2 separate regions of the Mus musculus genome follow, and region 1 is linked to region 2. The links are chromatin loops, found by intact Hi-C in ENCODE. Cell type or tissue: left cerebral cortex. All regions are shown on one strand. Links, peaks and the distances in the headings refer to the core of each region. The heading gives the core; the rest is flanking DNA. Region 1 overlaps Strn3 (striatin, calmodulin binding protein 3). Region 2 overlaps Ap4s1 (adaptor-related protein complex AP-4, sigma 1).

Evidence for each region. Peaks named below come from ENCODE experiments on the same cell type or tissue, not always from the same donor. Only the 100,000 strongest peaks of a DNase experiment are listed, where the experiment ranks them.
Region 1: it touches region 2 in a loop (2.6-fold over the local background); 19 of 42 quality-filtered maps call a loop at or near these places.

The regions. Positions count from the first base shown.
Region 1 is chr12:51,659,951-51,675,575 of GRCm38, forward strand. It overlaps Strn3 (striatin, calmodulin binding protein 3), which reads right to left. Exons shown (of 18, transcript NM_052973.2): 2 at 1,660-1,763; 3 at 1,201-1,274. Among named protein-coding and RNA genes, the nearest start is that of Ap4s1, 23 kb to the right of the region's middle. In left cerebral cortex, for the core only: CTCF peaks have their summits at 5,754 and 6,930 (motif pointing right); no DNase peak of the experiment used is centred there.
Region 2 is chr12:51,730,488-51,746,112 of GRCm38, forward strand. It overlaps Ap4s1 (adaptor-related protein complex AP-4, sigma 1), which reads left to right. Exons shown (of 6, transcript NM_021710.4): 5 at 401-412; 6 at 8,066-8,446. The coding sequence ends at 8,194. Hectd1 (HECT domain E3 ubiquitin protein ligase 1) reads right to left here. Exons shown (of 43, transcript NM_144788.2): 40 at 15,607-15,625; 41 at 14,894-15,044; 42 at 14,279-14,423; 43 at 13,235-14,171. The coding sequence ends at 14,034. It also overlaps the pseudogene Gm22663. Among named protein-coding and RNA genes, the nearest start is that of Strn3, 46 kb to the left of the region's middle. In left cerebral cortex, for the core only: a CTCF peak has its summit at 7,200 (motif pointing left); DNase peaks (open chromatin) are centred at 4,360, 5,412 and 6,621; H3K27ac peaks cover 502 bases.

The sequences.
Region 1 (15,625 bases), core at 3,141-11,140, 70 kb before region 2:
GAAGGATCATAGGATACACAAATCCCTGCTTTAAATTAAGAGGGAAATAGGATAACCACAATCCAGATACTTAAGAAATAGACAATTGCTAGTATGATTCCTGAATCTGCTTATGTTAAAATATTCTTCATTATTTTAGATTCTATACAGTTATATGGACACCTAAACTAAACTTAACTTTTTCCTATATCCAGTCTGCTCCAGGGAACACATTTATGAACTATTATTATCATATTTACTACTTAATACAGAAGAAAGCTAATTGGAGATAATTTTCCTACTCTAAATTTTATATGACTGCTATAAAATCCAATCTAGCTAACTTTCCAGTACCTTAGAACTTCTCCAGATAAACCTTTTTAAGTATTAAAATATAGCTTAAGCTTGTGATTGCTGCCACATCAAATGACCTGAGCCAAATTCACCCAAAACCCACATGAGAGAAGTTCAGATGTAATTCCCAAGTGCTCCTGACTGCCCACACACACAAAATACATACATAAATGAAAAAACACTGGAGAGGGAACAGCAATGTATTATGTAGCCCTGGCTGGCCTGGAGCTCACTGTGCAGAACAAGCTGGTCCTGAACTCAAAGGATCTGCCTGCCTCTGCCTCCTGAGTTCATGGCATGTACCACTATACCCACCAGATATAAATAAATAAATATACACACATATACATGAGGGACAAAAATTTTTTACAGCTATAAAAAAAATAGTTTCTTTACCATGTTTTGATTTTAATTACTAGCAAAAAGATATCCATAATTTTATATAGGTTTCACTTTGGAGAAAATAAGATTGAGAGGCAGATGAAACAAATTTTTATTTGTTTGGTATTTTCACCAAGGGCTGGAGAGATGGTTCATGGGTTAATAAGATTCTATACTGCTCTTCCAGAGGATCCAAGGTCAGTTCCCAGAATCGACATTGGGTAACTCAGAACTCTGTAACATCACCTCCAGGGAATTTAATGCCCTCTTCTATACTCTGTGGACTGCAGCACTCATGTGCACATACAGGAATACTCATGTACACACATATACACATTTTAAAATAATAAAAAATATACTATTAACATTTTTTTCATCAAATTTTACAGTTTATAATACTCATTCATCTGATGCTATAAAATCAAAATCAGGATAAAGCGTACATGCCTGTTACATAAAGATGAATTTTTTAAAGAATAAAGTTACCTGATTCAAAGGTGGGCATTTTCAAATCACCTTGGTTCAGTTCTGTGCCATATTTTAATTTGTGATACTTTGCCCTGAAAATTTAACAATTGGCAAAAAATAATTATTTGTTTATAACTGAGTACTGCTATGCATTACTCCAATAACAAAGCAATGTGTCCATTTTAATATTTTTTTTTGCTAAAAACACTGAAAATGTATAGAAATGTAGATAAAATATACAAAAGAAAATTACCCAAGTAACAAATACAGGTATGTAAAAAGATAGATTTCTACTTTGTTTAGAGAGAAAAAACATCTGAAATATATGGAAAATATATTACTTCTCCTTCTCATTTTTTCATTCCTTTTCCCATACACTATGTAAAATGTGAAAAGGCCTTCAATGAGGTGTCCAATGATGTAAACGGGGACAGCACTGTTCTGCTCTGGGCACAGTAACGAACGAGATACACGTACCTTTCTTGTTTTAATGCATACTCTAACATCTTTATTCTTCTCACTAAATCCTTCTTCAAATTCTCTTGACCTTTCCTTTCTCCTTGTAAAAATGCAATCCGTGCCTAAAAACATTAAGACGCATTTATTTCATTTTTCCTTAACCAACCAGCTAATTAAAATAGGAAAAATAATAAATGTGAAATGCAGCATTTTTATGCATGACCTCAAAACAAAACCCGTAAAAAGATCAACCAAACTTTCCACCAGATAACATAATGTCTTTGAAAATAAAAATAACCATACAGAGGCCATTTCCTTATGATTCTTTAGAGCCTCTATTAAGATTAATGCTTAATCTTTATATAACCCTGGAAGAAATTCTATGGGTAAAAATTAGCATAATTTAAAAAATCTGAAGGTGGTAGGAATACAGAATAGCCATAGAGAAAAAGGGTTAAAGAGAAAAGTTCTCTGTACAAGGTGGAAGAAAGCTAACATGCACTTGATTCTGGCCCACCCCCCATGAGTTAATTAGAAATTAGAGATCTGAAAATTAAGACTGAACTAAGCCTGGGGTTTTTACCCATACTCTGGTGAGTGATCAGGAGTTTAAAATTGAACAAATAATACTAAAAACAAATGGATCCTGGGGTTTAAGGTAGAGCTAAGGACAACAAATAAGACAGCCACAAGGAGAGGAGATAAAGAGAAAAGTTAAATGACTAAGGGCCTAAACATCAAAGTAGAGTATTTATATATTTAAACTAGCATAATATTTACAAAAACTAAAATCATATTCACAAACAAGTTTTTTCAGAAACTCCAAAGTACAGAAACATCTCTTAGCATCTTTTCTGAAATAATTAAAATTAAAATTTGCTTTTGAGACAGGGTCTTAGACACCAAACTGTCCTCAGACTTCACTCACCTACCTCTGCCTCCTGAGTGCAGGAATTGCAGGCATACACCACCACCATGCCCAGCTAAAAAATGTTCTATTATACATTTCCATTCTACCATCCCATTCCAAATGAGTTTCAAGTCTTGAAATAATTTCAGAGTATTACAAATGGTTCAGCTACCACTTGTTTTGTGGTCATTTCTTTTTGTTACCACTGAAGAAGAAAAGGAGGAGGAGGAGGAGGAAGAGGAGGAAGGAGGAAGGAGGAAGGAGGAAGGAGGAAGGAGGAAGGAGGAAGGAGGAGGAGGTTTCTTCTTTAAAAAAATTTCAAAGGCATAATGGTGAATGCCTTTAATCCCAGAATTTGGGGAGTAGAAGCAGGCAGGTATCTGTGAGTTCAAAGCTAGCCTGGTCTACATCTAAAGTTTCAGGACAACCAGAGTTATACTGTGAGGCCGTGTTTTGTCTGCATGTATGTCTGTGCACCATGTGTACAGTGTGACAGTTATGAGCCGAAACCCAGTCCTCTAGAAGAACAGCTGGTGCTTCTAACCACTCAGCCATTACTCTAGCCTTTCCTTGTCTTTTTCTAGTGCATTATGAGGATTGAATGCAGGTCCTAAGTCTAGCAAGACAAACACCTTGCAAACAGAGCTACCTCCCCAAGCCTATAACTTTTTCTTAATTGCCTTGTGTCTTCTCTTGATGACTTTGAGCTGGTAGTATAGTCAACTATTTACTAGTTTTAATCCAACTGAAAGTGTAAAGGTTACATTTGACCAAATAATTAACAGATTTAGCACTTAGTAAAGTATAAAGGACTTCCAGTTACTTACAGGTCATAATTTACCACTAGCAGCACTCATCTCTGCAAACAAACACTTAAATGTAAACTCAAAAAACAAATTTACAAGCCAGAGGTGGTAGCCCCATACCTCTAATCCTAGCACTAAGGAGACAGAAGCAGAAGAATTAAAAATTTGAAGTCACTCTGGGCTACAGGGAAATTGTATGAAAAAATGACTAAAACAGTATGATAGTATCAAAACCAAAAGATAGCTCTTAGTAAAGATGTAGGAGATTCTCACAGTTTAGTAATGGCACCAAAAGAGAAAATAAATGGACTAACAAACCCACCATGCTAAAACCATCAATATTTACCCAAATTAACCAAGAGATTTAATTTCAATCAATCTCCAAATGTACATCTGCATATATCTGTATGTAAAAAGAGATGGCTCAGTGGTTAAGAGTGCATGTGACTTCATACACATACACACACACACACACACACACACACACAAATAAACCTTTAAAGAGATAAAATTTACAAAGGATTTTAGTTGCCAGAACAGCTCTGGCCACTGGGAAGGAAAAAAGATGCTAAATGTCTTGGTTGGGTTTTTAATCCTTGACAAAAGCTAGAGAGATATTTGAGTACTTGTGAAGTGGAACTTCAACTGAGTAAATGCCTCCATCAGATTGCCTATAAGCATGGTGGTGAGGCATTTTCTTCATAACAGTTAATGTGAGAGGACCCAGCCCACTGTGATTGGTGCTACCCCTAAGGTGGCACCTCCTAGGGTGTTCCAGAGAGCAAACTGAGGAAGGGGTGGGAGGTAAGCCAGTAATCAACATTCCTCCAGGGCTTTTGCTTCAGTGCTTGTCTTCAGGCTCCTGCCCTGACTTACCTCAGTGATAGAGCATGACCCAGAGATTTGTTTGATAAAAACAAACAAAAAACCCTTTTCTTCCCAAGTTGCTTTTTATCATAGTGTTTCATCCCAGCAACAGAAACTCTAAGGCAGAAATTGGTACTGGCAGTGAGGTACTGCTGAAACAGACTGGACCCATATTTTTAGGAAGGTTGTGGAAACTCTTTGGGCTAGAAAATTGAGTCATCAGAGCTTAATAATTAGTAAGCTATTGTGAGAAAGAAAATGCTGAAAGCAGTGCAGAAGATGGAAGTGAGGCTGCCTTATCAAGCTGCAGAGACAGGTTTGAGTCTCTTAAAGGCTCTATCAGGACCATTTAATAGTATTGTAAATTAAGAATCTGTGTTCTGGATAGGCACAGTGGCACAAATCTTTACTCCCAACACTTGGAAGCAAGCGGATCACCGTGAGTTACAGGCCAGCCTAGTCTACAATCTATGTCTAAGGTCTATATAGTGAGTTCTCAACAGCCAGAGCTATGTAAAGAAATCAATTTAAAAAAAAAAAAAAGAGCTAAAGATGATTAAGAAGTGACCAGCATCAGACTATAGAAATGCCTTAAAAGTATAGCGATGGTTAAAAGTATCCTACTGCTCTTCAAGAGGACCAGTTCAATTCCCAGTACCCCTGTTGAAGCAGGTCACAATAGCCAGTAACTCCAGGGGGATTAAAATCTCTGACCTCAGCAGGGTGTGGTGGTGCACGCCTTTGATCCCAGCACTTGTGAGGCAGAGGTAGGCGAATTTCTGAGTTTGAGACCAGCCTGGTCTACAGAGTGAGTTCCAGGACAGCCAGGGCTACACAGAGAAATCCTGTTTCGGGAAAAAAAAAAATCTCTGGCCTCTGCAAGCACTTGCACTCACATATACACAACCAGACACAGTCACACACATATACAAAATACAAACAAATAAATCGTTGGTGGGCAGTGGTGGCACATGCCTTTAATCCCAAGGCAGAGGCTCAGTGAGTTCTAGGACTGCTAGGGCTACACAGAGAAACCCTATCTTGGAAAAAACGAAAACAAAACAAAAACAGGGGTGGGACCAGGATCACTGAGGCAAAATCTTCTGGGCAATGTTTCCTTACACCAGCACACAGAGGTTAGAGTTCAGAGAGGCCAAGGCTATTTCATAGAATGGCATAGAATGAGACAAAAACATTCGATCCGCCTGAACAAGCTAGCTGTGGATTCTGTTCAAAGACCCTGCCTCAATAAAATCAGGTGGAGAATCACTAAGAAAAACTCCCAACTTCAACCTCAGGCCTCTATGTGAGTAAGCATGCATATGCATGTGCATAAGCATATGTGACTTAGGCACCCATATACACGTTATACACTCACACACACAAAGTAATGTTTTGTTTTAAGATTCATATATTTATGTATAATTATACTGTTGCTCCCTTCAGACACATCTGAAGAGGGCAGTGGATCCTATTACAAATGGTTGTGAGCCACCATGTGGTTGCTGGGAATTGAATTCAGGACCTCTGGAAGAGCAGTCAGCACTCTTAACCGCTGAGCCACCTCTCCAGCCCACAAAGTACTTTTTTTAAAGGATAAAATATGTAGGAATTAATCAAGGATACAAAAGATTTGCACTTTCACTGGTGAATGGTATTACAGAGGATATAAGCACATTCTGTGTCCATGCAACACAACTTTAATAGTTAAAAATGTCAATGCCACCCAAAGTAATCTACAATTATGTTTTATGCACCTTATGTACATACAATTTGTAGCTTTCTTTGAAGGGCTATTATAACCCTGCCTGGTCAAGAACTCTATCTAACCAGTCTGGCTGGCCTCAAACTCACAGAATACTCACAGAATTAAAGGTGTACATCAGCATGCCCAACCTTGTATAACGTTGTTGTTGTTAGGTTTATAGAGACAAGGTTTCTCTGTATAATGGAGCCCTTGCAGTCCTGGAACTTGCTCTGTAGACCATGTTGGCCTTGAACTAACAGAGATCCGGCTGCCTCTGCCTCCCAAGGACTGGGATTAATGGTGTGCACCACCAATACCCGGCTTAATTAAAGGGGGGAGGAGGGTAAGTTTAGCTTCCTGAGTCACACGATGAATTCCAGGCTTCCTGAAGCTAAGTACCAAGACCTGTCTCAATAAAAGTAGGGGAAGAGCACCCTACGATGGAATGTGTGGTTGGTTCAATGAAGGTAAGACTTCTAATTTCTTTTTACCTAGAGTGCTGAGGTTTGAGTCCAAAACTTTACATTTGCAAAGTAAGTACTCCAATGAAATGTTTTCCCCAACAGAAAAACAGTTGTTGAACACCAGCAAAATTCTTTATCTGTTGACATCAATTGATGTTTTTAAGTACCCTGATCTAAAAAGTAGAAAGGTAAGCCAGGCATAGTGGTGCATGCCTTTAATCCCAGCACTGGTTCACACAGTTCCAGGGTAGACAGGGGCACATAGAGAGACCCTGTCTCAAATGAACAAAGTAGGAAGGGAAGTAGCTAACTTCACTATTACCAAAGCAAAATGTACAAACTTGTTTCCATCTATTCAATTTCTGTTAATAACGCAGCATAACCCAACCTTGTTCCTGATTTTCAACATCTGGTGCCATATTTTACATATCTCCTGAATTCATTCACCATTCAACATCTGATTGCCAAAGAACTATTTACTATTTGCTGATGTTTGGTGACAACCACTAGAGGTCACCAGCATAAAACTCTCAATATTGATTCACGCAGGATCAGTCTAAATGATTCACAATTACTTGTTTCCCTTTACTAAAACAAGATTCAGTTTAAATTCAGGTGAACCACTGACATCTAGTGAATGCTATTCTCTCTCTCCACACACACACTGTATACTTGCATATATATTATGGATATCATTCAAGGGCTAAGAAAAATGGTTCAGTGGTTTAGAGAACTTGCCATGAAGCAATAAAAACTAGAGTTTGGATCTAACATGCATGTTACAAGTCAGGCAGCTTGTGCATGCCTGTAATCCCAGCTCCAAGCGAAGCAGAGACAGGAGTATTGGGACTTCCTGGCTTCCAGCCTACCAGAGAAACCCAATTTCAGAAGAGACCTCAAAGGTCAGAGAGATAGCTGAGGACAGCTACATCCTCTTCTGGCCTGTGAGTGTGCATACACACAGGTACATACACATACAATAAATAATCATACAAAAGATTCAAAACTTAGGACGGTTGTGGTAGTATATATCAGTAAGATATGCTGAAGAGAAGGCATAGGACCACCGGGTTGAGGCCAAGCTGGTTTACACACACACACACACACACACACACACAGAGAGAGAGAGAGAGAGAGAGACAGAGAGAGAGAGAGAGAGAGAGAGAGTATTAGAGAGAGTTAGTTGAGATTTTGCTGGTAGAATCCAGATCATTAGGGCAGGCCTTAGAAACCATCTCTGCTTCATGATCTACAATCATATGAGAAGCTGGTTCTATATATTTTCACTGAGATTCACCATAAAGTTGATATTATTTTTAAAAACCACACACAAATAATTCATTCCAAAATTCAGTGTTCTGAGGCAGAACATACAAACCTTTGTATAATCTATCATGTTGTAATAAAAGTCTGTGTCCAAATCAAAGGGAGGGCACTCTATTTTTATCTTTTCAAAGAAAATACATGAACAAAAAATCTTGTATTCGATAGTTTACAGATTTTTATTAAAATATTTTCCAATTTTATTGATGGAAAAGAATTCCAGGGAAAAGAAAAACACTAAGAAAAAAACATACAAACGCAAGTAAATCTTAAATTTTTTTTCTTGATTTGAGACAGGGTTTCTCTGTGTAGCCTTGGCTGTCCTAAAACTCACTTTGTAGGCCAGGCTGGCCTTGGACTCAGAGATCTGCCTGCCTCTGCCTTCTGAGTGCTGGGACTAAAGATGTGTGCCACCACTGCCTGACTTCAATCTTATTTTTTAAGCCTTCTATTTAAAGCAAGGTTTAATGAATAATCAAAACAATTATCACCCTCCATGGCTCAGTGAGTCAGAGCACAGTGCTCTGCTCTTCCTGAGAATGCAAGTTCAGTTTCCAGTGCCCTCGTTGGGTAGCAGGTCCTAAGGGAACCAAATTTTAGCGTCCATGGACACCTGCACTCTTGTGCACATAATTAAAAATAAAATAAATCAAAGTACCATCAGCCTCTAAATTCCCAACTTCATTTTACATGACCAGAGTTGGTTGAAGAATGGATTTTCTTTCTCTTTTCAAGGCAGTCTCACTATGGTGGTAGCCCTGGCTGGTCTAGAACAAGATAACAGAGTAAAAATACATTCATTCTGTCTAGGAATGGTATAATTTCATCTCTCAGGAAGCTAAGATGGAAACACCCTGAATTCAAGGCCAGTGTAGGTTATGAAGAAGACTATGTCTCCAACAAAATAATACAAATAACAGGAGAGATTAACTTCAAAATGTATAATAAAAGCAAGATTACAAGCAATACTAATTCTACATTCAAATTAATAGATGGGAATCATTATTCTCCTTAAAATTCAAAGAACACTTAATAATCAACAATTAAATTAGCAACTGACCAAGGGAGATTCCTAAAATTATTACAAATCTTGATCCTCTGACTGAGAAAACAGCATTCAGCTATGTAATACGCCATTCACTATTAATGCTCAAATCCTTCCCCTAAGACCTTGATTCTAGGTGTGTTCTAGAAATTATAAATCCATATCCCACATATAGCATTGCCTAACGTATTGTTTGATGTAAACTGTGGCAGTAGCACAGGCACACACATGCTTCTAAGAAAGTGTCTGTTTATTCCATGTGAATAAGATTATAAACAGCCTTGTCACTTCAGTAAAACTTGCCCCTAATCGCTTAACAAAAATCATATAAAACTTTTTATCTTTTTAAATTTTAGAATACATAATAAAGTAACAACCAACTATACTATTTTTTATATATGGGCGAGTCTCATTTATACCTTACAAACAAACCTCTGAGCTGGTGTGTATTTTCCCCACTTTCTTTACAGAAGAGTTCAGGGACGTACACTTAAAGGAGTTTCTCTTGCTTCTCCCAAGAGCAACAGTGGAACCACCAAGACATGAATCTAGATGACCTTAGTTCAGAGTACACCCTATTACTTATGAAATGATAAAACAGCTATGAATAGCATGGAAAAAATCATCTCGACAAGAGTTTGCAATCTCATGACTATTAATTACATTCACATCTAAAAGCCTACATTAACTTCATTTCTGAATTAGAATATTTTTTTAATTCTGTTTTAAGTACAGGGTATGGAGACTACACACATCACTGAGTACACATGAAGCTCAGAAGACAACTGGTTGAGGACTTGGTCCTTTCCTTGACCATGTTGGTTGCATGTATACAGCTCGTGTCAGCAGCCTTGGCAGCAAGCACCTTTTACTTGCTAAGCCTTCTTGCTTATCCTGAATTAGAATTCTAACTCATTAGAATTAACAAGCTCCAAGTCAGTATAGTAAAACTAACTGAATTAGCAAGAATAATAAAAAAATACTTGCCAGCTCAATTTCAGTCCAAAAATATTGGAATCCAGTCCTTTTTTTCATCATTACTAAAATTAGGTGCATGCAGTTGTGCTCATAACCATTTGGCCATCTCTTTAGGTCCCACTTTGTTGTTCTTATAAGACAAGATCTCAAGAGCCCAAGATGACCTCAAACTTCTTATCCTGCCTCTATCTCTCAAGTGCTACGATTGTCGATGTGTAGCAACATCGTCCAGTTTTATGTGGTACAGAGGATGGAACCGCCTTGGACTCCATTCACGAATGCTAAGCAAGCCTCCACTCTATGAACTGGGTTATATCCTCAGATGAACACCTTTCCTCTTGTTGAACAATGTCATAAATTACAGTTTTCAGCTTTCTCAGTTATAAAATATGGGGCCGGACGGTGGTGGCACACGCCTTTGATCCCAGTACTTGGAGGCAAAGGCAGGCAGATTTCTGAGTTCAAGGCCAGCCTGGTCTACAAAGTGAGTGCCAGGACAGCCAGGGCTACACAGAGAAACCCTGTCTCAAAAAAATAAATTAAAAAAAAAATATATATATATATATACACATACATACATACACATATATATTTGTGAATACTCTTACATTTACAATTCACTTTTATAAGGTTTTTCTTTTTAAATTTTATGCATTTATCTTTATGTGTATGGATGTTTGCCCAAAGATACCAGAAGAGGATGTAAGATCTCCTAGGAATTAAACCTGAGTCCTCTGGAAAAGCAGTCAGAGCTCTTAGCCACTAAGCTGTCTCTCCACTCCCACATGTACAATTCTTAACAATTTTAGCCTAGAAGTACTTATTCTATCTTTGATATTTTATTTTAAAATAAGGCAAAATTATTTTATATGATTAAAGGAGAATTCATTTGGTCCAAATAAGCATGTTTCTAATTTCAGACTTTACTACTCTACTGCATACTAATTCAGAACACTCATGACAGAAACTAAGAATGTGTTTATGTGAAAATCTGAACATGAATAAGAACTGTAGGCTTTAGGATCCAGGTATACTACTTAAAAACTATGCTATGCTATAATCATGTAACCTACTATTAAAATTTCCAAAGGGTTAAAACCTGAACACAATCTCTATACTTAACCTTAAGAAAGTCAATGAAGAAGTGAACCATGATGGTGTACCCCTGTAATCACAACACTAGAGAGGATGAGACACAAGGATTGCCAGAAATTTGAGGTCTAAGCTATATAGTGCCAAACCAGCCAGAGCTACAAACCCTGCAAAGCAGTTTCTCTCACTTGACACATAACCATTGCAACTACAGGTATTTCAAAATACTCTAGGCTTTAAGTCTCTAAAATTCCATGACCTCTTCCCACAAGAATGGCCCAAAAAAAGGTTTAAATCTAATTCTTTTCATTAAAAGTGCAATAACTTACCAATTAATAAAGTCACTGTCTTAGCTCCTTTCAATAAGACACCAAGACCAAGGCAATGTATAAAACAATGTGTTTAATTTGGACTTATGTTTCAAAGGGTTAGATTACACGATGGAGCAAAGGATGGCAGCAGGAACAGCTGGGAACTTACATTTTGATTCCAACGTAGGGAAAGCACCAGCAATCTTTTACAACCTCATAGCCCAACCCCAGTGACACACCTCCTCCACCGAGGCCACATGTCCAAATCCTTCCCAGTTTTACCAGCTGGGGACCAAGTCTTCAAAGCCTAAGGACGGTTATTCTATTCAAACCACTTAATTTTTTTGTGAGGGGTTGTGTTGTGGCTAGCCCTCATGCAGTTTGTATTTTGATGCTAATTCTGCTTCCCCAAGTAAGGCTACTTAGGACCAGGCTACTAAGGATTTCACAGGTAAGCCTTCTAATGAATAAAGATTTCTAGGAAACCAATCACTGGGCAAGCAAGACTTCTGGGTCAGGCGGAGGGACAGCAGAGGGACAGCTGAGGGACAGCAGAGGGACAGCTGAGGGACAGCAGAGGCAGGGCTTTTGGACTTTTGGATGGAGCAAAAATGTAGGTAGTGGAGACCCACAGTTCAGGCAATGGATCCCAGGGATTTCCTACTGTTAGAATGGCTTACTATTAGCATGCTAATTATAGTGCCCAACAACTTTGTTGCCTTTTGACTCTAAACTAAGATTGAGTGATGTTTTCCTTCACTCAGCGACTTAACTGAGTTCCAGAGAAAGGTATGATGGCAGGGCACTACAGACAGTCACAGAAATTTGGAAGTGTGAACCTAGAACAGCAGTGACCCTCCATGGGAACTTAGTGAGCTGAGTGGAGAGATTTCGGAGCTCTGGATCAGAGAGTCTCCATGAGATGGGAACATGGCTGGCCAGTGACCTGCTGGAGATAGTGTGGATTGCTTTATTTTATTTTATTTTATTTTTTCAGTAGTTCATGCTACAGGGTTGCTTTTAAATAACTCATATATATTAAATAACTTAAATATTCAAATCACTTACTGGTAACTAATTTAAAATACTTAGCAATCTAAACTTTTATGGAGTACACTGTTCTCATAACTTTGACAGCTGAATTTGAACCAACCCTTCAAGAATTAACAAATACTTAATAATTTGAACAGCCATTTAGAAAAGTCCTATGAAGCCAGGAAGCAGAGACAGGAAGATAGATCTCTGAGTTGGAGCCCAGCCTGGTCTACAAAGTGAATTCAAGGACACTCAAGGTTACACAGAGAAATCCTGTCGCAAAAAAACAAAAGCATGGAGTCTAACTCATAGGAAGCAGCCTGTTCCAGTTCAAATTATAGAACAGCATCATAAAACGTCTCCCTCCAGGACCCAGCCTGGCAATCTGGTATACACACTACCCACAAGCCAGACTGATCACCTTCAATGTGAAAGAAATGTTCTCATATATCAGCATGCATACAAGAGAAAAGACCTACATCTGCTATCAAAAGCAACCTTCCTCATGGTAGTCCAAGGAATTCAGAATATGGGTCTGAGGGGGAAAGTAGCAACAAAATTGTAGCACATGAAACAAGAACCCTGGATTTAGCTAGTGCTTGGGGGGTAAGAGGCAGTTCTCCAAAGCGAGCTTTGGGACAGCCAGAACAACAAAGAAAACCTGCCCCTTGTAACCAAGATTAGACAGACAGACAGACAACCACATGATTTACAAACAGATGGTAGATTCCAATTCACATTCCAATGCTAACACTTAGAACTGACCTTAGGCAAATTATCTTGCTATACCAGTATAATACTAATACTCAGAAAACATGAGAGTTTATCTGTAAAATTACAATTCAAAAGAATAGATTTGGAGCCATGAATACACACCTGTAATCTCAGAACCTGGGAGGCAGAGGCAGAGGCAGAAGGGAATAAATTAGGTCAGACTCAACTATATAGCAAGTTTGAGGCACTCAAGGAAAGAGAAGAAAAAAAGAAGGAATGGGAAAATGGAGAAGGGGAAAGGTATAGTTTTAACCTCTTAAATCTTACTTTTAATATGGGTTTTAAAACCTTTTAACCTCCTTTTTAGCCCATCACCCCCAGAGGTAGTGGAAAAGAAAGGTTATTAGGGTACAGGGAAGCAGACTGTTTAGAAATTTTTTTTGGAGCAAATATCATCTGTGTTTTCAGGAAATCAGTAGTTTAGTTCACAGGTCAGCAGTATTATACTTTACAAATATACCAGTGGTCTAGTTTGGTAGTGTCAGGATAGCACACACGAATCATCAGAGATAGCATGACTTAACAGAAATAGCCAGGCCTTAGCAGAACCAGCACAAGCCAGCAGGAGGGACCAGAACCACCAGGGATGCCAGGAGGGTTTTTTAGGCATATTTTTCTCAACAAAGCGGAGATCAGTGAAGACGACCAAGAAGCCAAACCCCTCTCCCCACCACTGTCTGCTGAGTCTTATTTATACTCCCTCCAATCATCATGAGTCTTCCACGGGTCTTGACTCAGTTTGCATCAGCTGACATCACTCTGCCAATCAGCCCAAATCCACTGAAGCTGTAGAAACCTCTCATGAAGCTTCCTGGTGCATTTCTCTCTATGGAGTCATGACAAATGGAATTCAACAATACATAAGGCAAACCACACGTGTGTCCTTTCACATATGCCCTTTAAATCCATCATATGCCCTTTCACATGCTTGCTTTAGAAAAATATCCTATCCCCTTTGTCTGCTTCAGGAAAACATTTCTTAATGTGTTTGCCCCAGCAAAATACCATCCGACAGAACTGACTTTCCAAAGAAACCAGAAGTTTCCATCTCAGAAAGGGAAAGGAGAAAAAAATAGAAAGAGAAGGAGTAAAGAGAAAGAAATGTAAATGTGGTAAGAGGAGTTTCTGCACAACTTTTTTCCTGGGCCAATGAACCAAGAGGTGAAGAGAAATGTCAGCAAATGGAAGTGTAAGAGCTCTCAATGAACACTGTGGGAGCAGGTACTGTGATTCATAAGGGCTATGGGGGGGCTACAGGGGTAGACATGGAGGATCCTTTAACTTACAAAGAAATCACAGGATGTAGTGTTTAAAAAATAGCAGACACTATGACCAAACTGCCTACAATTGTCATAGCATAGACAAGGCCACCTGTAACTGCACTAGAAAAGGAAGGACCTGAAGCACAGCATTACTATAGTGAGATGGTTGAGGCTGGAGCGACAGGTCCATGTCTTCCAGAAGACCTGCGATCCATTCCCAGCATACAATTTCCTGAAAATACAATTTCTGAGGATTTAACTTGTGCTTCTGGCCTAGGCAGGCACTGCATACACATGGTACACAGACATGCAAACCAGACACCAATATACATAAAATAAATTTTAAAAACTAAAAATGTATTTCAAGCACCTGCCATAATATTAAAGTTCTATTAGTTGTGTACAAATGTCGCAATTTCCACACCTTTACCAACACTTGATATTTTGTTGGGTTTGTGTTGGGATTAGGAGTTGAACTCCTGAGCCTCACACATAGTAGGCAAGTACTCCACCAAAGAGGTATATATAGCCAACTCTTTTGTATTTTTTATCTTGAGAGTGTTATCAAAATTGCCCAGGATAGCCTTGAACTTATTCTTTTGCCTCACCTTCCCTAGAAAATGGATTATACACAACTAGGCTCAACTCACTGAGGTTTTGTTTTGCACTGGAATTTAGACGTAGGGCCACCCTGTCTGACCTTTTCTTTCCTTTTTCTTCACTTCCTGACTAAAATACACTTCTAGCTATCTGTCATTCTTTCATTTCACTGAGTCTGGTAAATAGCCTTTTCTGCTCTACACCTCTCACATGCTGTTCCCCATACATGAAAGAATTCTCCCACTTGGCCTACTCTTCAGGTCAAAGCTTAGCTGTCCTTTTCTCTGGGAATCTATTATCAAAACCACGAGTATAAATGAGCTAGCCCTTCTGTGCAGTGAAATTTCTTTAGTATAACATTTGTTAACATGGATACAACTCTACTTGTCTTTATTACTACCTTATAATCAATGAGAGTAGAGATTATATTGACCTTCACAGGCAATTCTAAGTAACTGTTGAAAATATAAACACTGATCTAAATATTATTTAAATGAACTATTGTTTTTAAGGAACTCTGAATGATACAGAGTTGAACATTTATTATTCTATTTGATTTTTAAAATCAATAAAGATTAAATTAAGTTTTACCAATTTTTTTTGAGTTCTTTTTTTGGAGGCAGTGTTTCTCTGTGTAACTCCAGATCTCACTAGACTGGCCTCAAACTCACATACCTCCAAATGCATGCACCACCATGCCCAGTTAAGGTTTAAAAAATAACCAAAATAACACATTATATGTGTGTGTGGCATTTGTCCATAGAGGCCCA
Region 2 (15,625 bases), core at 2,999-10,998:
CAAAGAGAAGGCATATTCCTGAGGCTTCTGATTCTTTATTATTCCCCATACTTTGGTTTGCTTCTGTTTTTGTCTGATGTTTTGAGACAGGAACTTACTCTGTTAGCCTAGGCAGGCCTGAGTTCGTAGCCATCCTCCTGCCTCAGCTTCCCAAGATTCCAGGTATGAGCCATCAACCCCGCCTCTCCCTCTACCCTCTAGCCTGCAGCTTTTTAACCCTCACCTTCTTTTCCCTATCTTGGTTTCCAGCTGCGGCTCCCCCACTCTGGCTCCAGCAGGCATAGAGCCACCCTTGCTGCTGCCTGGCTGGGAGGCAGGGCAGGCCTTGACTGTGCAGCTGGCGGTGCTGTCTGGGGTCATCTTCTCACCGTGTATTGTGTGTTCTTGTGTTCTTTTTCAGAGTGAATTAGATGTATCCTTTTTCTGTACATTTTTCCATGGTATGTGGCAAAAAGCACACTCAGGATGTGACCATCAGGTAAGTGCCATCACGCTGGAGGGTGACTTGGCAGAATCCAGGACACTAATCTGCAACTCTGCCAAGGCTGCGCCACAGCCAGCGCTTGGGCCCCAGGACTTCCCAGCCCTCCTCTCTCAAAGATGATACTTTGTGAGGTTCCTTTTTCTTTTTCTCCAAACAAAGAACTGGGGTGGTGGTATTTAAAAATAACTGGTATGGGACTGGAGAGATGACTCAGTGGTTAAGAGCCCTGGCTGCTCTTCCAGAGGACCCGGGTTTAATTCCCAGCACCCACGTGGCCGCTCACAACTCTCTGGAACTCTAATTCCAGAGTTTCTGACACCTCACACAGGCATACATGTAGGCAAAACACCAATGCACATGAAATAAAAATAAATTATATATTAAAAATAACTATTACATATAAACATAGATATATAAATATTATATGTATGTATATAAATCAGATAGATTTGTTCAAAATGTGTATCCCACAGAGAAAGTGCTTGGTTTTCTCCGAGAGGCTGCATTTTTAGGCCTCCAGGATAAACTTCCAGACAGCTCCTCAGGAGCAGAAGGAGGCATTCTGGGAGATTAGCTGGAGGTTAAAGACATTGCCTGGCTTATGTTCATTTCTTTATAGCAGAAAAAGTCCTTTCGCTCTTTTAAATCGAAACTGTCTGCGTGTCCTGGGGATGCAGCACAGGGGCAGGATACCTCCTAGCATGTGCTTGGCCTGGGGATGCAGCACAGGGGCAGGATACCTCCTAGCATGTGCTTGGCCTGGGGATGCAGCACAGGGGCAGGATACCTCCTAGCATGTGCTTGGCCTGGGGATGCAGCACAGGGGCAGGATACCTCCTAGCATGTGCGTGTCCTGGGGATGCAGCACAGGGGCAGGATACCTCCTAGCATGTGCTTGGCCTGGGGATGCAGCACAGGGGCAGGATACCTCCTAGCATGTGCTTGGCCTGGGGATGCAGCACAGGGGCAGGATACCTCCTAGCATGTGCTTGGCCTGGGGATGCAGCACAGGGGCAGGATACCTCCTAGCATGTGCGTGTCCTGGGGATGCAGCACAGGGGCAGGATACCTCCTAGCATGTGCTTGGCCTGGGGATGCAGCACAGGGGCAGGATACCTCCTAGCATGTGCTTGGCCTGGGGATGCAGCACAGGAGCAGGATACCTCCTAGCATGTGCTTGGCCTGGGGATGCAGCACAGGGGCAGGATACCTCCTAGCATGTGCTTGGCCCTGGATTCAGACCTAGCGTCTTACAAAGAATAAACACAGCCAGGGTCCCAGATGGAGGCAGGCACTCTCCAGGCTTTTTGTAAGTCTCCAAAAGTATAGCATGTGACTTCAAAGATTATCTGCCTGCTTTGACGCCAGAGAGAAAACTCAGTGGTTAGAGTGCAGACTGCTCCTGAGAGGACCTGGCCTTGCCTCTGAACACCCCCGTCAGGCAGCTCACAACTCCCTGTCACTGTGGGTCCACGGGTCCCAGGGCCTCTTCTGAACCCCAGATACATGTAGTGCACATAGGTGCCCCTGAGATGGACATGGGGCGCATAGCTTTGGTCTCAGCACTCAGGAGGCAGAGGCAAGCAGATCTCTGTGACTTCCAGGCCAGCGAGGTCTACACAGTGAAACCTAGGCCAGCCATTGCTACACAGTGAGACATGGTACGCAAAAAAGCCATAAAATAAAATAAACCCACTCACGCACACACACATAAAATAAAAGAAAAGATAGGCATTTTATTAAAATATGCTTATCATTTAAAAGTGATAAAGACAGCTTTTGAAAACACTTCAATCTTTTTTATTTTTTTTTTGGTTTTTCGAGACTGGGTTTCTCTGTGTAGCCCTGGCTGTCCTAGAGCTCACTCTGTAGACCAGGCTCACCTCGAATTTAGAAATCTGCCTGCCTCTGCCTCCCAAGTGCTGGGATTAAAGGCGTGTACTACCACACCCTTCACCTATGATCCTTTTGGCCTAAGAGGCCAAGATTGGGCAGTGTATGTCACAGTCTGACTTTTTTTTTTAAGTATTTATTTATTTAATGTATGTGTTGTTCTGTGTGTACATATCTATGCATGTATGTGCTGTTCTGTGTGTACATATCTGTGCATGTATGTGTTGTTCTGTGTGTATATATCTATGCATGCATGTGCTGTTCTGTGTGTATATATCTGTGCATGTATATGCTGTTCTGTGTGTATATATCTATGCATGCATGTGCTGTTCTGTGTGTATATATCTGTGTATGTATGTGCTTGGTGCCCTTGGAGGCCAGAAGAGGCCCTCAGATCCCCCCAGAACTAGAGTTAGAGATGGTTGTGAGCCACCATGTGGGTGCTGGGAATTGAACCCAGGTCCTCTGGAAGAGCAGCTTTGCTCTTAACCACTGAGCCATCTCTTCGGCCCCATGGCATTTATTCTTAACTAAGTCACTTAAAGTAATTCAAAACAAATCTGTTTCTAACTGAATGGGAGGGTAAAAAAGATTTTTGAAAATATATTTGGAAAACGACAAGAGCTAGCAGACACTTGTGCAGTTCAAAAAATTCAAGATCCACTTTGGCCTTGCCACTAACTGCCCCTTGTACTGAGCAGGACACATTAATTTTAGAGGGATAATCAGAGCAGAGAGGCTTGGGTACTGTCTCAGCCTGGCCTGGGATGCTGCCGTGGATCCGGAGAGGCACTGAGTAACCTGCCCCGTAAAAAAGGGCTTCTAGTCCCAGCTGTCCTAGACCAGCTGTGGAGCCGCTGCAGATACACACGAGCTTCGCATGAGCTTCGCTGGTTGTGTTGAAGTGTTTATGCTGACTACTGTTTACTGTTTACTGTTTACTGACTACTGTTTACTGGAAAGAGGCAGATATTTTTGTCTTTATAGACTTCGGGAATGATCCAGCTTTCTAGTTTCAACTTATTTTCTACACCAAGACCCACAGTTTGTGTTTTTATCTGTCCTTTACCTTTTTGTTGTTGTAGTGTTTGTTTGATGAGATAGGGTTTCTCTATGTAACCCTGGCTGATCTTGAACTTGCTATGACCAGAGTGCCTGCCTGCTAGCCTTAAAGGTGTGCACCACCAATCCAGACCACATGGTTCATTTCACCCTTCCTTCCTCACCATGTTGTATATTTTAGTCCAGGGTAACCATTTAAACCACAGCAGATCCAAATCTCAGGACTCACACATGATTGGTTCTCTTTAGCACGTCACCCCAGAGAATCCTGAGGCAATTTAGGGAGGCTCCGCTCTAGTTCCTGCTCTCCATGGGGAGGGCAACGCTCCTGAAGCCCACTCTTCAGTGCCAAAGAAGCTGCTGGAGCAGCGGCTGCCCCTAGGATGCTCTCTTCAGCCTCAAAGTTTGAACTCAAGTGGTTACCACATTTGAAACCTGGTTCTCACAGCACTCAGCGCCATCAGTCTTTGAGGGGCTTTTCCTGTTCTGCTCACACAGAGCTGGCAGAGTGAGGGTGAGTCTGAGTGTGGTAACAGAGAAGGGGTGTCAGAGCCCAGGAAGCCCCTTTCTTCCCTGTGCCATTTAAGGCTGAGGTTCCCTGCGCTGGGCTTTGAGAAATAGTTGAGAAATATTTACATTTCTCCTCAGCGCACACTACTGTTCTGCTTCCAGCTGAGACTTACAAAACCAGACAGATGGGATTTAAACAGGAATGTCCCAAACACGAGAAATCAATTCAGGAGTTCTGGCTTGTTGAAACCCTCACTCCAGTCCCCTTGGTGCAGTGGTGTCCACTGAGCAAACCGTCCCCCTGAGACTGAGCACCTCAGTCGCCCTATGTGGAATAAGCGCCTCACAGCATCCTCCCGAGTGCTGACTGTGACGCACCACCCCCAGCTCTTAGCTTTGCATGTGTTCTCTGACATCCAAGGTACCACTCCTTCTGCTACTATCTCTTCCAAAGCCCTCTCTCTGTCTCGTCCTACTCACGTTGTCCCTTGCGTCTTGGTTATGTTAGTCAAAAGTAGTAACAAGTTTCACGAAGCAGCAGGAGTTAGGGCTCGTCTCCCCCGGTGCTGAGCTGGGCGTGGTCCACTGGGTGAGCACTAGCCTAGCATTCCTAAGGCTCTGCGTCAACCCCAGGAAAGCAAGCTAGTAAGAAACACAGACAAACCCACAGCTTATATTCATACTTTAAATTTTTTTTTTTTTTTAGATTTGATGCATTTGGGTGTTTTGTTTGTATGTATTTCTGTGTGTCACATCTGTCCCTAACACCCAAAGGAGTTCAGAAGAGGGTTTCACATCTCCTGGCTCTAGAGTTACAGATGTTTGTGAACTGCTATGTGGTGTTCTTAACTGTTGAGCCATCTCTCCATCTCCCTAGAAGAAGTGATTTTGGTGTCTAGGCTGGGCTGTGCCTTGCAGTTGTTCTGAAATTCCATTTGACCTGTTTTGTTCCATTCTTTCACTTACTAAAGACGATTAACACACCATATTCTTATTTAACAATCCTGTAGGACTGAGTATGTGGGAAGGCAGAGGCAGAAGGGTCAGGAGGTCAAGGCCATCTCCAACTACCATAGCAAGCTCAAGGCAAGTGAGGCCACCTAAGATCCTAATCAGGAAAATAAAACATAGAAGAAGCCGATGTTTTAGGAGCAGGAGATCAGCTCTGTGTGTAGGTCACATCTAGTGTTCTGTTACAGTTTGCCTTCCTTAGAAATCCATGTTCTTGGGTTTCCATGTTGAGAAACCTGGGATTTAGTAAAGTTGTATGTGGTCTTCAGGGTCAGTCATGTTCAACCCAGGCTGAAGGAAGTTCTTTCCCTGGTTGCTTGAATTAATGGACCACAGTCCAGTTCATTCTTGCTTCCTCCTGTTCCAAATGCCAGAGCTGAACTATTTGCCTGTGTCTATTGCCTTGATATATAGGCTTGGCATATAGGATACATTTTTGGTCCCTGGCATATGGCCCAAACACTACTAATCTTGGCTCCACCAGTGTGTACAAGTTGCTCATAATCCAAATCAAGATATGAACAACAGCTGGATTCCTATTTTAAAGGAGGCATGTGACTGCAGGGAGCCGTCAGATGTCAGGCCTTTGCTTTGCATTGAGATCCGGTCTGGGTTTGCTCGTTAGGACTCCAGCCAGATAGCCAGGCAGTTGTGAGCTCACAAGACATGACCTCACTGGCTCACTCGTGTTTCCAGGAGGCTGGGAAAGACAGGCTCGCCACAGGACCTTGTCCTTGCAATGTGGGGGTGCCAGTGGCTGATATGCTTCAGCAATAAAGTCTGATTCGAGTTTCAGAACACTCCGCAGTTGTTCAAGGAGACATCCAAACAACGGCTGTTTGTTTTGCTGAAGATGTAGGAGTTTGATCAGTGAGACAATTTAAACAGATAAAATGGGATTTCCTGATACAGAGACCAGGAAAATAAGCCATTAAAGCCCACTGCTCTCCATGCCTACAGAGCCCAAGGGCCTGTTTCATTCAGCCACCCGAGCTGCTTACCTTCTTTTTATTTTTTGAGACAGGCTGCTGCTGTCTATCCCAGGCAGGCCTCTAGCTTGCTTTGAGGTGGAAAATGACCTTGAACTTGTGATCCTTCCTGTCCTCACCTCCCCAGAGTGGAGATTACAGGTGTGCATTCCTGCTCCTAGTTTAGAGGGCGCTGGGATCAAACCCAGGGTGTCACAAGCGCTAGCCAGGCAAGCACTGCCCACTGAGCTGCACCCAAGCCCAGCTTCAGCTCAATTTGCCTGACTGGGTTCCCATTTTGTAGCTTAGAAACTCTGGCCACTGGTTCTGATGAACAGAGCTGAACCTAACTTCATTCCAGTCCTACTTTGGCCTAGGACAAAGCAATCATCTATATAATTGGAAGATATTATTAATAGGTATATCAGAGCAAAGGTTTTTTTTTTTTTTTCTGGGTCACTTAGGGACAGTTCCCATCGGCTCCTGAAAAAGTTTATTCTGCTAGAGGGCTATTTGCACAGAACTTAATGAGATGTTAACAGAGTCTAATGGAAACTGAAGTCATTCACAGGCTGTCCCATTCTCTGTATTCAGACTTCACTGAACAAGTACAATAGAGACTTTGAATATCAGGAATTGAACAATGTCAGGCAATGATTTGTTTGGCAAATATTCACTAATTATAAACTCACTGGTGTTTCTAATCACCAATTTGTCCAATGAAGTTTTTCCTTTGAAGCAGTTGTTTCTTTTTTTTCAAACAGCTCTTTAAAAACAGAATCTCAGGTTTCAAATGTAAAATTAAGAAACATCCAACCATGGCAACCATCTTGCTCCATAATTAGATGCTCAGATGAAAGGATTCTCAGGGAGTCTAGTTTTCTAGTTCCTCACTGCCAGTGCCCTCTTCTTCCTCTAGCTTTCCCGGAAGAGCTTCACCAAGTTAAGGTTTCAGAATCTGAAAGAGATTCCACAGCCGGGCATGGTGGCGCACGCCTTAAATCCCAGCACTCGTGAGGCAGAGGCAGGCGGATTTCTGAGTTCGAGGCCAGCCTGGTCTATGGAGTGTGTTCCAGGACAGCCAGGGCTATACAGAGAAACCGTGTCTCAAAACAAACAAACAAAAAACCCAACCAACCAGGGCTGGAGAGATGGCTCAGTGGGTAAGAGCACTGACTGCTCTTCTGAAGGTTCTGAGTTCAAATCCCAGCAACTATATGGTGGCTCACAACCACCTGTAATAGGATCTGATGCCCTCTTCTGGTATGACTGAAGACAGCTACAGTGTACTCCTATATATAAAATAAATAAATCTTAACAAAAAAAAGGAAAAACAAAACAAAACAAAAAACAAACAAACAAACAAAACCTCAACCAACCAACCAAAGAAACAAACAAAAAGAGAGTCTACTTGTGAAACTCAGAGCTTGGGTCTTGGAGGAGTTTAGCCTCAGCTTCTGTATTCTTTTCTCTCTCGACTATTTTCCTTCTGCCTGGCAGAGAAGACAGCTGATGCTGCGGTCCAAGAATGTTGTGGATAGGTGGAGAGGAGCCTGGAGAACAGAGCTGTTAGCCCAGCCGGCTCTGCCTTGTTCCTGCCCTGTGACCTTGGCCAGACTCTGGACTGTTTGCTTCTGAGTAGAATGAAATACGTATTAAGGCACTCATCACAATGCCGGGACCCTGAGCGTCCCACAGCAGTGCTGCTGTTACCGAGGCTGGATTGTCACTTGCGTGTGCGCTGGCACTTACATTGTACCCCACGCCTGCCGTTCTGCATTGGGAGGCAGCTCAGTGCTGGAGTGGTGCCTAACGTGCAAGGTGCTGAGTTCCATCCTTAGCACAAATACATACACTCATACGCTAGTGCTTGTATACTCGCGCGCACACACACACACACACACACACACACACACACACACATAGTTTAAATGGCTGTCTCAATATCTACTTATCCCACTTTCCTAGCCAGAGTGAACATAGGTATGGACATGTATATAGAGGTCCTGTCTGTCTACTAAGGATTTGAAAAACAAAAGCAGGTTTAGGTTTACCTATACCAGGAGAGTATCAGGCTAAGCCTTGTTATTATTTTTATTTATTAAATTCTCCAGCTAATTTCCTTAATGTGACCCAGATAATGTTTAATTTGGATAAAGTTCACATCATTTTGGATGAGATGGTGTTAAATGGCTGCATTGTGGAAACTAACAGAGCCAGAATTCTTGCCCCTCTGCTGATTCTTGACAAGCTGTCGGAAAGCTGATGAAGACGATCAGGGTTTGAGTGCTGTGAAGGCCAAGGAAGAGATCATGGATGACAGCAGCCTTCTATAGTTCCTATCCCATAGTTCCTAAAGAGAAAACAATTCTTGTGTACACATTTTTCTCTTAACAGAGAGCCACAATTTTACTTGGTAACTGTAAGCTTGCTTTTCCTTCTATAGGTACTGCAGGGTTGCAGTGTGATGCAAGCATGGCAGTTGTCCATCAGCCAATAAACTTCAAATTGACTTGACCATGTGACGTTTGAGTGAAGTCCTTCTGCTCAATACCTCTTTCCGTAAAGCCCTGAGTACTCTCTCCACTGTGCTAAATATAGCCCCACTACCACTTTTCCTAAATTGTGTGTGTGTGTGTCTGTCTGTCCATGCTCGTGTGCGCAGAGACTAGAGGTCAACCTTTTTGCCTTCCACAATTGCTTCTCCTGTATTTTAAATATAGTTCTCATTTATTCTTTGAGAACTCTATACATGTGTGCAATGTATTTGATCATATCCACCTTTCACTTCCCATTTTGTTTGTTTTTGGGTTTGTTTTGTGTGTGTGTGTGTGTGTGTGTGTGTGTGTGTGTGTGTGTGTCTTTGTTTTATTTTTCTCTGTATAGCCCTGGCTGTCCTGGAACTCACTTTGTAGACCAGGCTGGCCTCAAACTCAGAAATCTATCTGCCTCTGCCTCTGCCTCCTGAATGCTGGAATTAAAGGCATGCACCACCGTTCCTGGCTTTTTTTCTTTTTCTTTTTTTTTTTTGAGACAGGGTCTTTCACTGAACCTAGAGCTCACTGATTGGCCACGGGGATCCTGTCTTCAGCTTCTCAGGGCTGGGACCACAGACATGTGCTGCTCTGCCAGACTTTAATCTAAGTTCTGAAGATCTGGACTTGGCTTCTCAGGGTTGTATATGCACTTTACCACATAAGCCTTCTCTTCCGACTTATTTTATTTTACAAGGTTATATGTAGTGCCTCCAGCTTGGAATATAGAGGGATGGTGACCTTGTGAGTTCTGGGCGTACCTGAACTGTGTGTGTAGCAAACCTCTGTCTCAGACAAACAAACAAACACCCAGAAGTTTATTCCAATACACACCTAGGAAATTCAGTTTTATTTGCCAGTTTCTGGAAGTGTTTGATACCCATTTTAAGGATATTTAGCAATTATGATGCCACCATGCAATTAACTTCATGGTCCTGTGAAATCATTGTTAACCATTACAAGAGCTCTAACAGCCGTGCTGCCACATTTTACTGTTATTGTTGCATATTTAGGCAGGGTCTCAGTGTAGCCAAGGGTTGCCCCCAAATTCTCATGTGGCTGAGGATGTCCTGGAACTCCAAATGCTCTTGCTCCCAGGCCCTGGGATTTCAGATCATCACACCTGGCTATGGCACATCCTTAAGTGTCTTCCTACTAAGCTCATCAATACCATTTGCTTTAGTTCCAAGAAACAGAACAGACAATTTCATCAGGCTGATACAAAATGAGCACTTTCCTTCCTCTTATTCTATAAGTTTTGTTTTTTAAATTAACGCACAAGGTATTTTATAAAAACTGGGAATACTTGATGAACTTTTGTGTCATCCTTGCACAGGCCCATGCTAACCTCCCTATCATTCCAATTTTATTGTAGTGCTGCTGCTGCAAGCACGAGTCATGTCTAACCCCATCTTTAGTGTTTTATAAACAAACAGTACAAAGAAGGACCCCTGCTCCCTGCCCCCTCCCAAACCTTCTGCCACTCAGAGCTCTCTTACCAAGAGCATATATGTGCACACTGGTATGAGGGGGTGGAAGCAGTACTCCGAGAGTCCTTCCACCTGTATCAGTCCTCTGAGAGGCATGCTGCTCTCGTGTAAGGATGGGGAGAGGAGACTAAAACTCTATATACTATAAAAGTTTTAATCTATAAAGACCAGAAAATTAGTCATTTCAGACTCTAAAAGCAAATGTGGATTGTTCTGAACACATTTAGAAAGGCACAGGGAAGGCTTCTGGCCCATGGGGACAATGCACACTGTATATACTAAGTCCTCAGGATTTGGTGAAAGCCCCATCTAGATCAAAGACCTTTGCATGGCTTGTGGAAGCACAGCAGCAGGGAGACACTGTCCTAGTTGGTAGGCACATAATCAGTAGCATGTGGAGGTAACTGCAGAAACTGGTGCACCGCAAGTAGCTAGGGAGTGGACAAAATTAATTTTTGGGTCACACTAAAATAGTAGATGAATTATATCTTGGCACAGATTCTAGTACCTTTAGAGAATATTAAAGTTTTTTTTTTTTTTAAATTAAGTAGATACCATAGCTGAAGAGCTTTAACTGTGCTTGGAGACGCTAGTGTGTCTGACAAGACCTGACTCAAAGTGAGCTGTGATTCAGCTGTTGGCTACGTGCTGTGCGACCACCTCACTTCTGCTAAGTGCCTGCCATAACTTTTAAACTGCTCTAAAAGTCACAACATAACCCAGTGTAGCAATTTGCTAGACTAGGACCTGGCAAACTGACTCAACAGGCAGGGGTTGAATACTTTATGGTATGTGAACCATATATAATCTCAGCTATCTTCCCTACTCAGTGTCATGCAAAAGCAACCACACGTGGTCCATAGTGAAAGAATATGACTGTTCTAATAAGACCATGGACATTCCAGGGCTGGGGGTGTCATTAGGATGTTCGTCTAGCATCCATGGGGTCCAGCGTTTGAACCTAGTAAGGCATAAAGCAGGCATGGCGGTACATGCCGTGATCCCAACACTGGGGGACCAGAGGCAGAAGAGCCACAAGTTCAACATCATCAAACATGGAGTTTGAGGCCAGCCTAAGTTAGAGATCTTGGAAAAAAAATTTTCATGTCATAAAAAATACTACCTTTTCTCATATTTTTAACAGTCTAAAAACATGGAGTCCTGAATAAATGCACTTGTCACAAAGTCTGGTGATCTACATGGTTGGAGACCAGCTCTTTTCTCTCTCTCTGAGACAGAATTTCACAGGCTGCCCTGGATCGAACTAACCGAGCTCCTCTTGCTTCTGCTTCCCCAGTGCTGGGATTGAGTGTGTGCCACCATGCCCAGCTGGAGGAAACCAACACTTACAAGTTGTACCTCCATCTGAGTGCAGAGGCGTACCACAGTCCACCAATCCCAAATCAGTGTTTAAAAACAGGATAAGCCATTTTAACATCACACTTACCTCACAGTCAACAAGAACAGGCTGCCTGTCCCGGGGGGGAATCTTATGCCACCTTCTGGCCTCCACAGGTATTGCACTCTCCGTACAATCATGCAACCACCACCACACAAACAAAATAAAAAATAATGGTTGGTATTTTTATTCTTTTTTTGCTTGTTTTTGTTTTTCGAGACAGGGTTTCTCTGTCTAGCTCTAGCTGTCCTCTTGTAAACCAGGCTGGCCTCGAACTCAGAAATCCGCCTGCCTCTGCCTCCCAACTGCTGGTATTAAAGGCGTGCGCCACCAGCTACTGTGGTAACTATTGACACGACAGTATGTCTCCACTTGAGCCCAGATATCCCACCATAGCACTCTGAATATTCCAGTATAGCTGAAGCATAAGAAAAAGACCTTAATTTAATCCCAGCACTTGGGAGGCAGGGGCAGGTGGATTTCTGAGTTTGAGGCCAGCCTGGTCTACAAAGTGAGTTCCAGGACAGCCAGGGCTACACAGAGAAACCCTGTCTCAAAAAAAAAAAACAAAAAAAACAAAAAAAAAACAAAAAAAGACCTTAAAAACAGTTTATAAATATAAGTCCTTAAAGAGGAAATTAATAAATTCCTTCAAAAAAAAATCTATGTTGGCTCACAACAATGGGATCTGATGCCCTCTTCTGGTGTGTCTAAGACAGCAACAGTATACTTACATACATTAAATAAATACATCTTTAAAAAAACCAAACCAAAGCCGGGTAGTGGTGGTGCACGCCTTTAATCCCAGCACTTGGGAGGCAGAGGCAGGCGGATTTCTGAGTTCGAGGCTAGCGTGGTCTACAGAGTGAGTTCCAGGACAGCCAGGGCTACACAGAGAAACCCTGTCTCAAAACAAAACAAAACAAAACAAAAAACCCAAACAAACCAAACCAAACCAACCAACCCACAAGAGTGACAGCTCATGATGGTGAGGATGTGGAGGAAGGGGAACAACTCCTCCATTACTGGTGGGTGTGAAAACCTCTACAGCTACTATGGAAGTCAGAATGGCAGTTCCTCAGAAAGTTGAGAATCTAATTCAAGTTCTAGCTATACCACTCCTGGGCATATTCGCAAAGGACACTTCATCCTACCACAAGGATACTTTCTCAACCATGTTCATTTTGCTTAAACATCCAGAAGCTGGAGATAACCTAGATGTTCCTCATTAGAGGAATGGATGAAGAAAATGTGGTACATCTATGCAATGGAATATTACTCAGCTGTTTAAGGGGGTGGGGGTGGGGCATCATGAGGTTTGCCAGCAAATGCATAGAACTAGAAAAGAATCTTCCAGAGTGAGATAACCAGTCCCAGAGAGAGAAATATGGGATATATTTGCTTATATGTGGGTATCAGCCATTAAATAAATGATAACTAAGCTACAATTGGTAGGCCTGGAGAAATGAGGCATGAATGAAGAGACTAGGGAGAACATGCACAGATCTCCTTGGGAAGGGAAGAGATGTTATGCTGGACTGGGGCCGTGAAACTCTTGTGAACTCATGGGGACTGAAGCAGCCCACACAGGTCTGTGCCAAGTCCTCTGCACATATAGCCTGGCTTTCAGGTTCATATTTTTGTAGGATTTTCGGGTGTGTTGAGGAGTGGGTCTCTGATGCTCATGCCTTCTCCTGGGGCTCTTTTCCTCCTGGTGGTTTGTCTCCTCCAACTTTGATGTGATAATTTTTGCTTTATCTTAATTATATTTTATTTTGTTTTCAAAAAAGAGAATTTGTGTTACCGTGAAGAGTTTAAAAAGCACGTGGTTAAGCTCGTAGGTGTGATGGCTGTGGTAAACCAGTAACACGACACAGGTTCCTACGCTGCAAACATTTTAATGATTATTGTTGAGCATACATTTCAGAAATTTACTTCAAACTGCAACAAGTTAAATAAATGTTTATAATATACAAAGAAAATACAACCAAACATAAAAGTCGCTGTGAGTGTGCCTTGCACCTAGGCCAGTGTCTGCCCCTCCCTTAATATATCTTTATTTTGAGCTGCACAAACACACTTTAGAATTTCATCTTTATAGAATGGTATTTATGAAAAAAAAAATATACTCCCACCTTAAAGAAATGACAAGGGTGTGCATGATTATGTGCGGGACAGACAGAGAGCACGGGACACTCTGGTAGTGCAGGTGTCTGTCATTAAAGAGGAAAAGAAACGGCTGGAGATGCTCACTAACACTCTATGTTTTAAGGAAGCAGTATTTTTGACCAAGTAGCTAAAAAAGCCAGCAAAATGGGGGTCAGTGATGGCAACTGTAGTGTATGAAGTATGAAACGATGACAAACTTGATACAAACACGGTTCCATTTACAGTGAGCACTGATGATCTGAGAGGCTGCCCTGTGGAACAGTTAGGTAGAGCCACCTTTTCCAGTCACGTGAGCCCTTGTAAAGCAACACAGTGTCCTGTGCTGGATACCTGCTGGCTGGGTAGTTAAAGGGTTTGTTTTGTCATTAGCAGCTAAGGAACTTATTCCACGTGTTCTCGAAGCCTTAATGGTGGAAAACAAGGCAAGTGTCATTATTGTGGAGAATCATACACTTCTCTTCACACAAACACAAGAGGCTTCACCCAGACTCTGTCTCTTCTGCATTTCAAGACTCAATTGAGATGAAAGCCTTTCTCCATTGTAGCAGCTAGCAAGCGCTCTCTCATGATCTCCTCAGAAGAATACTCAGGTAACTTAAGATAGTGGACACAGGTGTTGACCGATGGATAGCTCGCATCAGTAGCATCAACCTACAGTAAGAAAGGGAAAATACAACAGCATGAGTTTATCGTTTTTATTGCCTCTTAATCCTAATGTAATTAAGTTCCCATTGGATTCTCCACTAGCTAGTTTGTACCTTTCGTACAACTGTGAGCCTCGGATGCAGGTTAGCCAGTCCACCTGGGGGCAGAGTTGAACAGCCAGTGGTAAACTGCAGGAATGCTTTCCTTTCATCTGAGGACATGCCACATAAAACCCTCACAAACCGCAGGAAGCCAGGACTGAAAGAACAAGAACACAGCGATATTGATTTGAGCACGGACTGTAAGGAAAACAAAACCCGACTGCTTCTGCTGTTTTAAATGACTAGAAAAGACTTTAAGAGGACTGAGGACTTCTACAATTGTGCCTTACTCTGGCATCTGTTGCCCAGGGTGACTACTTCGTGAGAATCCTGAAGCTGGATAAGCAATCTGGTGCGTCTCACTCACACTTCAGTAAAAACATCTGTGCACCATGGCCTAAGGGGTTTCAATTCAGCCACTTAAGAGACAGTGATTAATCTCAGTGAGAAAAGCCGTCTGAGCACTGGCTGTAACTCAGCCATCTGGGATGTCCTCAGCCGCCTCCTCACAAGCCCTCTGCTTGCCTACCCAGGGTAAATGTGGTTACTACGTCACAGTTCTTTAGAAAAACCTGTCAGTTGTTTTGGACATGAAAAAGTCTGTACCTTAGAATTATCAATACATACCTGTCACGTGTATAGCCAAGCTTAGGTTCCGTGTAATTGATAATGTCCTCTGCTGCCCAGGATGGTGACTGATTTCCACAAAGAATCATCTGGACTTCCTCATGGCTGAAGGAACTTAATTTCTCCATTGGAAAAACTTTATTAAACCCATCTACATTACATATACAGAAAGAAAAAAAAAAGAAAGAAAGAAAGAAAGGAAAAGAAAAGAAAAGAGCAAAGCACAGACTCAGTTCCTAAGTCATGATTCCAAAAATCACAAATACAAATCTCTGTGGAGAGAGATGGGCCAGGGATCAGTCCTCAGCACCCTAACCCTCAAAACATGTGAGCACAAAGAACATTTGCTCACTATAGTCAACTGACAAACTCTCATTTATTGTAACTATCAGTCTGACCTCAAGCGATACGCTCTATCATAAAAGCAGCCAAGGTTGTGTTCATGTTTTCAAGTGACTTACAGTTTAATTCACCCTCACTGTGTTAGACAGTAAGTGGATAAATTTATATCCACTTACAAATGAACAAAAGAGGGTGAGGTCTCCATTCCTCCAGGGGAATAAGAGGAAAGAACACATCTAGTGTTCAAACATGTCCTGACTACTCACGCTGCTGGACCAGAACTTAGGGGCAAATTTGACGACAATACTTAGCAGTGTTGATTGTTGATGTTAATGTCAAAGTAGAAGGAACTCATTGTCCTTTAAAATTACCTCGAAAAGCTTCCATCTG